Regions from separate parts of the Homo sapiens genome. Here region 1 is linked to region 2. A link is a loop called in an ENCODE intact Hi-C map of the cell type or tissue named here. Cell type or tissue: heart left ventricle. All regions are shown on one strand. Links, peaks and the distances in the headings refer to the core of each region. The heading gives the core; the rest is flanking DNA. Region 1 overlaps AKAP9 (A-kinase anchoring protein 9). Region 2 overlaps AKAP9 (A-kinase anchoring protein 9).

Region 1 (5,385 bases), core at 67-5,066, 48 kb after region 2:
AGACATTTTCTTTCAAATGTTATTGGCCGTTTAGGTTTTTCCTGCTGTGAACTGCCTTCTCATGTTCTATGACCATCCCATGCTTCTAAAAACTCATTCCCTTGTCTTTCTTCTCTGCCCTTTCCTGCTTTTTCTTTATTACTATTTTGTCTCTGTTTTCCTCATTGTCCCTTGTATATACTGCTCTGATCCTTGGCTTTATGTCCTGGATCTTACTTTCACAGCCTAGAAAATCCTCCTGATTATCTATCCGGTCATTATGATCTAAACTCCAAAAAGTACTACTTAGTCCACAATGACTTCATTCTTTTTTTTTTTTTTTTTTTTTTTTTTTTAGTATTTATTGATCATTCTTGGGTGTTTCTCAGAGAGGGGGATGTGGCAGGGTCATAGGATAATAGTGGAGAGAAGGTCAGCAGATAAACACGTGAACAAAGGTCTCTGGTTTTCCTAGGCAGAGGACCCTGCGGCCTTCCGCAGTGTTTGTGTCCCTGGGTACTTGAGATTAGGGAGTGGTGATGACTCTTAACGAGCATGCTGTCTTCAAGCATCTGTTTAACAAAGCACATCTTGCACCACCCTTAATCCATTTAACCCTGAGTTGACACAGCACATGTTTCAGAGAGCACGGGGTTGGGGGTAAGGTTATAGATTAACAGCATCCCAAGGCAGAAGAATTTTTCTTAGTACAGAACAAAATGGAGTCTCCTATGTCTACTTCTTTCTACACAGACACAGTAACAATCTGATCTCTCTTTCTTTTCCCCATATTTCCCCCTTTTCTTTTCAACAAAACCGCCATCGTCATTATGGCCTGTTCTCAATGGTTGCTGTCTCTTCGGAGCTGTTGGGTACACCTGCAGAAAGGCTGTCACTTCACACTTGGAAGATTGCACAGCGGCCAGGCAGAGGCGCTCCTCACATCCCAGACGGGGCGGCCAGGCAGAGGCGCTCCTCACATCCCAGACGGGGCGGCCAGGCAGAGGCGCTCCTCACATCCCAGACGGGGCGGCCAGGCAGAGGCGCTCCTCACTTCCCAGACGGGGCAGCCGGGCAGAGGTGCTCCTCACCTCCCAGACGGTGCAGCCGGGCAGAGGCGTTCCTCACCTCCCAGACGAAGGGCGGCTGGGCAGAGGGGCTCCTCACCTCCCAGACGATGGGCGGCCGGGCAGAGGCTCTCCTCACTTCCCAGACAGGGCGGCCGGGCAGAGGCGCTCCTCACTTTCCAGACAGGGCGGCCGGGCAGAGGCGCTCCTCACATCCCAGACGAGGCGGCCGGGCAGAGGCGCTCCTCACTTCCTAGACGGGGTGGCGGCCGGGCAGAGGTGCTCCTCACATCCCAGACGGGGCGGCTGGGCAGAAGTGCTCCTCACTTCCCAGACGATGGGCAGCCGGGCAGAGGCGCTCACCTCCCAGACGCGGCAGCCGGGCAGAGGCACTCCTCACTTCCCAGACGGGGCAGCTGGGCAGAGGCGCTCCTCACTTCCTAGATGGGGCGGCCAGGCAGAGATGCTCCTCACTTCCTAGATGGGGTGGCAGCCGGGCAGAGAAGCTCCTCACCTCCCAGACGGGGCGGCCGGGCAGAGACGCTCCTCACATCCCAGACAGGGCAGCCGGGCAGAGGCGCTCCCCACATCCCAGACAATGGGCGGCCGGGCAGAGGCGCTCCCCACATCCCAGACAGGGCGGCCGGGCAGAGGCGCTCCCCACATCCCAGACGATGGGCGGCCAGGCAGAGATGCTCCTCACTTCCTAGACGGCGTGGCGGCCGGGCAGAGGCACTCCTCACTTCCCAGACGGGGCGGCCGGGCAGAGGGGCTCCTCACATCCCAGATGATGGGCGGCCAGGCAGAGATGCTCCTCACTTCCTAGACGGGGTGGTGGCCGGGCAGAGGCTGTAATCTCAGCACTTTGGGAGGCCAAGGCAGGCGGCTGGGAGGTGGAGGTTGTAGCGAGCTGAGATCACGCCACGCACTCCAGCCTGGGCAACATTGAGCACTGAGTGAGCGAGACTCCGTCTGCAATCCCAGCACCTCGGGAGGCCGAGGCGGGCAGATCACTCGAGGTCAGGAGCTGGAGACCAGCCCAGCCAACATGGCGAAACCCCATCTCCACCAAAAACACAAAAACCAGTCAGGCGTGGCGGCGCGTGACTGCAATCCCAGGCACTAGGCAGGCCGAGGCAGGAGAATCACGGGAGCCCGAGGCAGGGAGGTTGCAGCGAGCCGAGATCACGGCAGTACAGTCCAGCCTCGGCAACAGAGGGAGACCGTGGAAAGAGAGAGAAGAGAGAAGAGAGGGAGAGGGAGAGGGAGAGGGAGAGCGACTTCATTCTTTAAGCTTTACAGTATTTGAAAGTGTTTATTACTCCAAACTGAAAAAAACAGTCTGGCGTAAACTTAATTCATTGTTCCCCTCTTGCAATTAAGCTCCTACTATCTGCAACCCCTGTTGATTTTCCTATTTATATGATGTACCTTCATTTTCCATATTCCCTAGGCTCAAGCAACACAGAGTTATCTTTGTTTTTTCCCCTCTGCTTTGTTTCCAACATTCCTTCCATTGCAATGTCTAAATATTCATCCTTCATTTCCATTTTGCTGTTATTACTCTAATAGGCAGTATTACAGATGTGCAGTGAAAAACGCCACAAAGACATGGGTTTAAATTCCAGCATTTTAGTTATATCACTATGTTATATTCCCCAACCATTACCTTCGAAAAATTATTTTGCAAGTAATTATTATTTCAGTGATTACACTGAAGTCCCTGGAAGGAAACAGCCACTTTACATAAACATCTAATTCTACCTCCAGGGTATCTAGCTAAGGCTCTTCTCAGTTACTGTTTCATTTAATCCTCACAATCTTAAGGGTAATTATTATTATCCCTATTACTATTTAGAAATGTTTAAATAATCTGTCCAAGATCATATAGCCAGTAAAAGGTCAAATCAGGGTCAAATGCAGATCCGTCTGACTAAAACCCATGATCTTTCCAACCTTAGTGTTTCTCTTAGAGGTTTCTAGTATGAAATCACCAAATATTTGTTAAAAGAATGATTCAATTATTTTTCTTAACTATTTCAAGTCTACCCACAGGGAACAGTATACTCTATTCAAAATGTGTTACAGTCATGTCCAAAATATGTGATGCTATTTACACAAAATAATTTTGACTCATTACTATTAGTAAGAATGAGGACGGTGGTGAGTAAAACTCTTTTTGGTAGGGGTGCAGGGAGCAAACGAATGATTTTCATTCAAAGGCCTTGTCAACACATTTCCATGGAGTATTATAGAAACTCTGAGAGAGGGTGGTGAGCTTGCAGAAGCCCAAATGCAGGAATAACAATGTAAGCCTATGTTTCCAGAAGCCTCTCTTTTCTTCATGCTTTGGACAGAAAGCATCACTAATTAAAGGAAGACTGCTTGAAATACTGTTTATTAGAAAGTTCTTCCTAATTACCTATTTTGTTTCATATCAGAAAGCAGTGGTTTCCAAATGTCAATCTATGGGTTCCGTGCCTCTGAATTATATTGTTAAAAACACAAATTTCCAAGTTCCATCTCAAAGCTATTGAGTATGACTCTCCAAATTATAATTCAGTGATCTTTCATTGTAAGTAATTAAAAAAATTATATTAAAGTTCAAAAACCTCCACTATTTCTGATGTATGGTCATGTTTAGAAACCACCAATCTCAAAGAAAATGGAAGCTTTATAAGGCTAAAGCAAATAATTCCAAAGCCCATATGTAGGTTTCAAATAAAAAAGAGTAACGACTAGTTCCAAACAAGCAGACATTCAGTATTTCGTCCACTATACAAAAAAACTGTGTTGAGGTTTTACTAGCAAGTGTCTAGGAAGACATCCGCGCTACAATAGCAGAGCCAGCCACAGTTAGAAGAAATCTCTGAGGGTTTTATAGAGCTAGTTATATACTATAGCATACTTCCCAACTAAATTATAAACTGTTCATTCATTAAACAAATAATTTATTGAGTACCTATTATGTGCAGGGAATTATCTTAGGTGTTTGTGATATATCACTGACCTAAATGGAAAAAGAGCCCCACCCTTATAAAGCTTAAAGTCTTTCACCAGAGACGAACAATAAACAAAATAAAAATGAATCTACCCCCTCCAAATTTACACATATTTGGTTATATATATAATATATATATATATACACACACACATAATATATATATATTTTTTAGGCAGAGTCTTGCTCTGTCATCCAGGCTGGAGTGCAGTGGTGCAAATTCAGCTCACTGCAACCTCCGCTTCCTATGTTCAAGTGATTCTCGTGCCTCAGCCTCCTGAGTAGCTGGGATTACAGGTGCATGCCACCATGCCCGGCTAATTTTTATATTTTTAGTAGAGATGGAGGTTTGCCATATTGGCCAGGCTGGTCTCGAACTCCTAACCTCAGGTAATCTGCCTGCCTCAGCTTCCCAAAATGCTGGAATTACAGGCATGAGCCACCACGACCAGCCTAGTTATATATATGATATATATTATATAAAATGTGCATAATGTATACATACATATAAATAGACAATATTAAGTAATATAGAAAAAATAAAGTAGAGAAATAGGAATCAGCATTCTAGGAGACAATTTTAATTTACACAGAATGGTTAAGAAAAGCCTCACGAGAACATGACACTTGAGTAATGATCCAAAGAAGGTGAGGGTGTTGGCCAGGCATGTATCTGGAGGAAGACCATTCTAGGTAGAAGGAACAGCCAATGAGAAGTCCCTAAAGCAGAAGCATACTGATAATGCTTGTTTAAGGACCCCAAGATGCTGTCACCAGTATCTTGGGGTCAGAAGACAGTGACAGACAAGTCAGTAGGAGATTAAAAATCAGAAAAGTAATGGGTACTCATCATGTAGGACAGAAGAGCTTTGGAATGATACAATCTATTTTAAATTTTAAAAGCAAGATTCTGGCACCTGCTTTAACTGTGTTGAGAACAGACTTTAGGGGGGAGTTAGGGTAATCCAGTTGAGACAAAAGGATGGCAGAGACCAGCAAGGTTTTAAGGAGTGGTACAGTTTGGATATATTTTTGAAGGTGGAGAAAATAGGACGTCTTGATAGACTAGAAGAGAGGTATAAGAGAAAGAGGAGTAACGACAGATGGATATAGCTGCAGAAGGAGCAAATTTTGAGAAGAGCCAGAGTTCTACTTTGGACGTGGTGAATTTGAACATGAGACAACAAAGTGGAGGAAACCCTGCCATGACTGGAATGATCCTACCTTATATTCCTTAAGTATTCACCATATCAAAGTAGCAAAGACTAGGTACAGAATAAACTGCAAATATGTGCACACTGCCGATTTAATTAAGCAGATTAACAACAACCAACATCT
Region 2 (5,385 bases), core at 108-5,107:
TTTACAGATAAAAGTTTTTCTTAACTAATTACCTTAAATAATTTGTTTTCCTGTTCAAGTTCTTGTAGGCGGGTAGTAGATTCCTTTTTCTGTATTTCTAATTGCATATGTAATTGTTGAACTTCTTCATTCTTATTTTCCAGTTCTTCTCTAAACTGTTCTAATTGCTCTTCTAAGTTTGTAATCTTTAATAACAAAATTATCAAAAGAGAAAAAATGTTTATACAAACGTTTATCAAGATAAAATGAAGAGTGCTATATTAGCTTTACAAAGTATGCATGCTTAAAACATGAGTCATAAGAATAAAGGAATGTGGTTTTTCTAAGCCAGGTATAATCTGTGTTACCTGTGTGGTTCCTAGACATGCTCAAACTGGCCATCCTTAAACTATCCTACACAAAGCAGAGAGGAAACCTCCTGAGGAAGGATAAAAGGAGCCATTTCCTACCTTAGTCTCTTCTCCTGAAGCAGAAAAGAGTCATAGGAGGAAGGGAAAGAGTCCACATATTAAATCTTAGTTTATGTTACATTAAGTTGCTATCAAAAGGCCTAGAAAAGTTGTAGAACTGTTTGTTTTGTTAGCCACCATATAAGACTAACTCAATTTAGTCCAAAAATATCTAATTAACTTACTAAAAGGCCTGGCTGCCATGTGGTTTGTTAAGCAGAAGGAAGCCAAGATAGAAACTAAGACCAAGAGATCCTTAGGTCTGAATTACAAAAACCTTAGAGTAAGTGAATTATACAATTCAGGAGAAAATTAGAGAGCTCCTATAGGTAGGACAACAGAAATTTATTTAATCATTTTGAGGATGGATTATGAATAATGGTAAAGCAACTGCTTTTTGATGGTTAGAGACTGAAACGAATGATGAATATTAAGAATTATTTTTATATTTGAAAATTGGTTTTGACTGAGGACAGTAACATTCATTTAGCTCACTGGTTTGTTGCTACTTAATACAAAGTGAATGAATGATTTCCAAATGTGTATTTACCTCATGATCAAAACTGCTGATCAAAAAGCAAACTAAGATGCAGGAGCATCTCTGTTATCTAAGGCAACAGAGCCTATCCTCAGCAACACTTAGTGACAAGTGGCTCAGAAAGCAGCTTATGAATCATTTACTGCCTTAGAAACTGAAAGAGGGAATCGCTGATTACACACTAACACATCACATACTGAGAACCATATCTGAACACTGGCAAATCCTTAAAAACCAGTTAGCTTAGTATTTCCTAAACAGTATCAATACTAGTAGTAACAGCCATCACTTGTAACAGTTTACCGCTAAGCACTGCACAAAGTGCTTTATATGTATTATTTCTTAAAACCCTGTTACAACTTTATAAGATCTGTTCTGAGTATCCCCATTTTAGAGATGAGGATGGACGTCACAGAGAGGAGTAATTTGCTTTCAGGCCACATGGCGAGTATGTGGAGAAGCCAGCTTTTGAACCTGAGGAGTTTATCTCTGAATCTTCCACTCTAAACTATCACTTATCCTGCTTCTAATAACTAATGTCTAAGACTTACACTTAAAATTTTTTCTGTAACACTGGTTATTAAACTCAGTAGACACTGAAATACATTTAATGACTGAACATAAATAATTACCAGGTTGCTGAAAACTGCAATGATTATATCTTCTTCAAAGTGATTTAACATAGTATTTACAACTATCCCTACATTTCTGTAACTACTTTGATGACAAGGTATTATTTTAAAATCAACACATAAATAGTTATTTAAGTTCAAATTGCTGCCCTATCTCATACGAAATTTCCTTTTTTTATACAACAGTTTATGATCAATTTCTTAACTTTGTGACATGAAGCCTTGCTATTCAGTGTGGTCTCGAGAGCAGTAGAGTTGGCATCATGTGGGAGCATGCTGGGTGTGCAAAATGCCATGTCACACCCCACACTTGTGTTTTATTTTTTTTTTAATTTTTGACTCATTTTATTGTTTTACAGTAATCAGATAGGAAATGAACTCTATTATATATTCCTTTTTAATCTTTTTTAAAAAATTATACTTTTCTGGGATACATGTGCAGAATGCATAGGTTTATTACACAGGTACACACGTGCCATTGTAGTTTGCTGCACCCATCAATCCGTCATCTACATTAGGTGTTTCTCCCAATGCTATCCCTCCTGTACCCCTCACCCCCTAAAAGGCCCTGGTTTGTGATGTTTCCCTCCCTGTGTCCATGTGTTCTCATTGTTCAGCTTCCACTTATGAGTGAGAACATGTGGTGTTTGGTTTTCTATCCTTGTGATAGTTTGCTGAGAATGATGGTTTCCAGCTTCATCCGTGTCCCTGCAAAGGACATGAACTCATCCTTTTTTGTGGCTTCATAGTATTCCATGGTGTATATGTGCCACATTTTCTTTATCCAGTTTATCATTAATGGACATTTGGGTTGGTTCCAAGTCTTTGCTATTGTGAATAGTGCTGCAATAAACCTATGTGTGCATGTATCTTTATAGTAGAATGATTTATAATCCTTTGGGTATATACCCAGTAATGGGATTGCTGGGTCAAAAGGTATTTCTGGTTCTAGATCCTTGAGGAATCGCCACACTGTCTTCCATAATGGTTGAACTAATTTACACTCCCATCAACAGTGTAAAGGTGTTCCTATTTCTCCACATCCTCTCCAGCATCTGTTGTTTCCTCTTTAATGATTACCTTTCTAACTGGCATGAGATGGTATCTCATTGTGGTTTTGGTTTGCACTTCTCTGATGACCAGTGATGATGAGCTTTTCTTCGTATGTTTTTTGGCCATATAAATGTCTTCTTTTGAGAAGTGTCTGTTCGTATCCTTTGCCCACTTTTTGATGGGGTTGTTTTTTCTTGTAAATTTGTTTAAGTTCTTTGTAGATTCTGGATATTAGCCCTTTGTCAGATGGATAGATTGCAAAAATTTTCTCCCATTCTGTAGGTTGCCTGCTCATTCTGATGATAGTTTCTTTTGCTGTGCAGAAGCTCTTTCATTTAATTAGATGCCATTTGTCAATTTTGGCTTTTGTTGCCATTGCTTTTGGTGTTTTAGACATGAAGTCCTTGCCCATGCCTATGTCCTGAATGGTATTGCCTAGGTTTTCTTCTAGGGTTTTTATGGTTTTAGGTCTTAGTCTTTAATCCATCTTGAGTTAATTTTTGTGTAAGACTTGTGTTTTAACAAGATCCCTGGGTGATTTGCATGTGCATTAAAGTTTGAAATGCACTGGTCTAAAGCACTAACTTTCCTATTCTAAGTAGCTGAAGTTCAGGCATCATATCAGACACTTCAATTCCCCCAAATGACACTATGGGACATTCTTTCCTCTTATTCAGTCAGGCTCTAGTTTAGTACTAGGCTCTCTTCTTATTGAGCCTGTAACCACCTACAACCAGAAGAACATTATTAAGATTTAAAAACAAAGGCTGGTAAATATTTGTTTTAATCTTGTTTAATTTATCTAATAATTGAAATTAATGTTTGGATTAATTTGCATCTATTTTTGTTTTCTTTTTTTTTTGAGATGGAGTCTCACTCTGTTGCCCACGCTAGAGTGCAGTGGCGTGATCTTGGCTCACTGCAAGCTCTGCCTCCCGGGTTCACAGCATTCTCCTGCCTCAGCCTCCCGAGTAGCTGGGACTACAGGCGCCCGCCACCACACCCGGCTAATTTTTTTTTTTTTTTTGTATTTTTAGTAGAGATGGGGTTTCACCATGTTAGCCAGGATGGTCTCGCTCTCCTGACCTAGTAATCCACCCACCTCGGCCTCCCAAAGTGTTGGGATTACAGGCGTGAGTCACCACGCCTGGCCTGTTTCCTTTTTTAAAAAGTGTTTTTATCTCTTTCAAATGTACATATGTCTCCTTAATTACACAGTAGATTCCTTGACGTCCACCGCTAGTTTTACATTTGGGTACTGGTGCTACAGGTGCATTAAGAGCTCACTAAATGTTGAATGGCAGTCTTTAACACTTCTCACCAACAAGACAAAATGGGCCCCAATGCTTTGGCAGTATAGTATCACAAGGGCTTCAGACTCACAGAAATCTGAGAGGAACTCCTTTTCAACCACTTAAGGTGTGACCATGATCAAGTTATTTAACTTCCCTTAAGGCTCAGTTTACACATCTGTAAAATGGGGATAACAGAGTCTGTCCTCGGGAAGAAAGTGTTAACGGTAAAAGGGCATTTAAATACTTAGTACTGTCTAATTAGATAGGCCTCAACAAAACTATTATTATTTATTATTGCTAACTCTAAGCTAGATCTCATTAGCTCTACAGAGAGCTAAAACCTATGGAACGTATCTTTTTCTAAAATCCTTCTATTCCTTTCCCCATTTTCTACCTCCTCCTATAATTCTAAAACTCCTTTCTTTTAGAGTTCTCTTTTTATTCATCCTGCATTTCTAAATTTCTAATAAGCTTAAAAAATGTTTTATACAAATTTAGGCTCTGAGAGAAAAGTATCTCAAATACCATGATACATAGGGACATCTTATATTTATACTCCATCAGATATCTGAAAGCATTTGCCTAGTTTCTGGGGAAAAAATGCTTAAGAAGTTATTTTCAATAAAATACATTTTAATTCTATGTTCCTGCCTCTCAGTCTCCAGTTATGGTAGGTGAATGGGTTTTGATAAAGTACTTGTTACTGTTATTAGGGTCAGCTGTCAGTTTAACCTCTTACTCATTTACCGTTTCTCTCCTTATCTATAAAAAACATCAGTCAGTTGACAGATGCCCTCTAAAGTTTCTCATAGTTTTGAACAACTATGATTCTGAGTAAAAGGTAGACAGTTATTAGATACTTAATTCAAGATAGCAGTGCTATATTATATTCAGAAGATAATAAAAATATAAAATCAGTAAGGTTAATCAATTATCCACAGTCAACTATCATTGCTTTGGGTCCAGTTGAGAAGGTCTGTCTTTTTAGGCAACATATAAATTACTTTACTCAGTTTAAGGGAAATCTTTAAATGTTAGCTCTTTGAAACACAGAAATAGTTACATATAAACAAAAATGCTCCCCACCTCCAATAAAAAAAATCAAAAGTCAAAATAAATAAGAGCCTCTCAGGTAAACATTACTCAGTATTATGTGATAGTGAGAAAATAATCCTTCTCATGGAAATGATTTCAACTACAGTCACTTACATAGATGCCTTTTTTCTCCTCTAATCTACAGGTTTTCTGAACTATAGTTTTAGCTGATATCTAAATCATTCTTATATTTTTCAAAGCAGCTTAAGTTCATAACTATTTGTTAAAATATAGTAAGTCTTCTCAGAATATTAGAGACAAAAATGTAATTTTAAAAATTTTAAACATTTTAAATGATAAGATATAGCTAGACAATGTAGATA

The links. Peaks named below come from ENCODE experiments on the same cell type or tissue, not always from the same donor. Only the 100,000 strongest peaks of a DNase experiment are listed, where the experiment ranks them.
Region 1: a loop joins it to region 2, with 1.9 times the contacts of the local background. A loop is called at or near these places in 1 of 110 quality-filtered maps.

What each region holds. Positions count from the first base shown.
Region 1 is chr7:92,023,246-92,028,630 of GRCh38, reverse strand. The region is part of intron 14 of AKAP9 (A-kinase anchoring protein 9); the gene reads right to left. Among named protein-coding and RNA genes, the nearest start is that of AKAP9, 85 kb to the right of the region's middle. In heart left ventricle, for the core only: no CTCF peak of the experiment used is centred there; a DNase peak (open chromatin) is centred at 1,960.
Region 2 is chr7:92,071,655-92,077,039 of GRCh38, reverse strand. It overlaps AKAP9 (A-kinase anchoring protein 9), which reads right to left. Exons shown (of 50, transcript NM_005751.5): 29 at 33-185. Among named protein-coding and RNA genes, the nearest start is that of CYP51A1, 60 kb to the left of the region's middle. In heart left ventricle, for the core only: no CTCF peak of the experiment used is centred there; no DNase peak of the experiment used is centred there.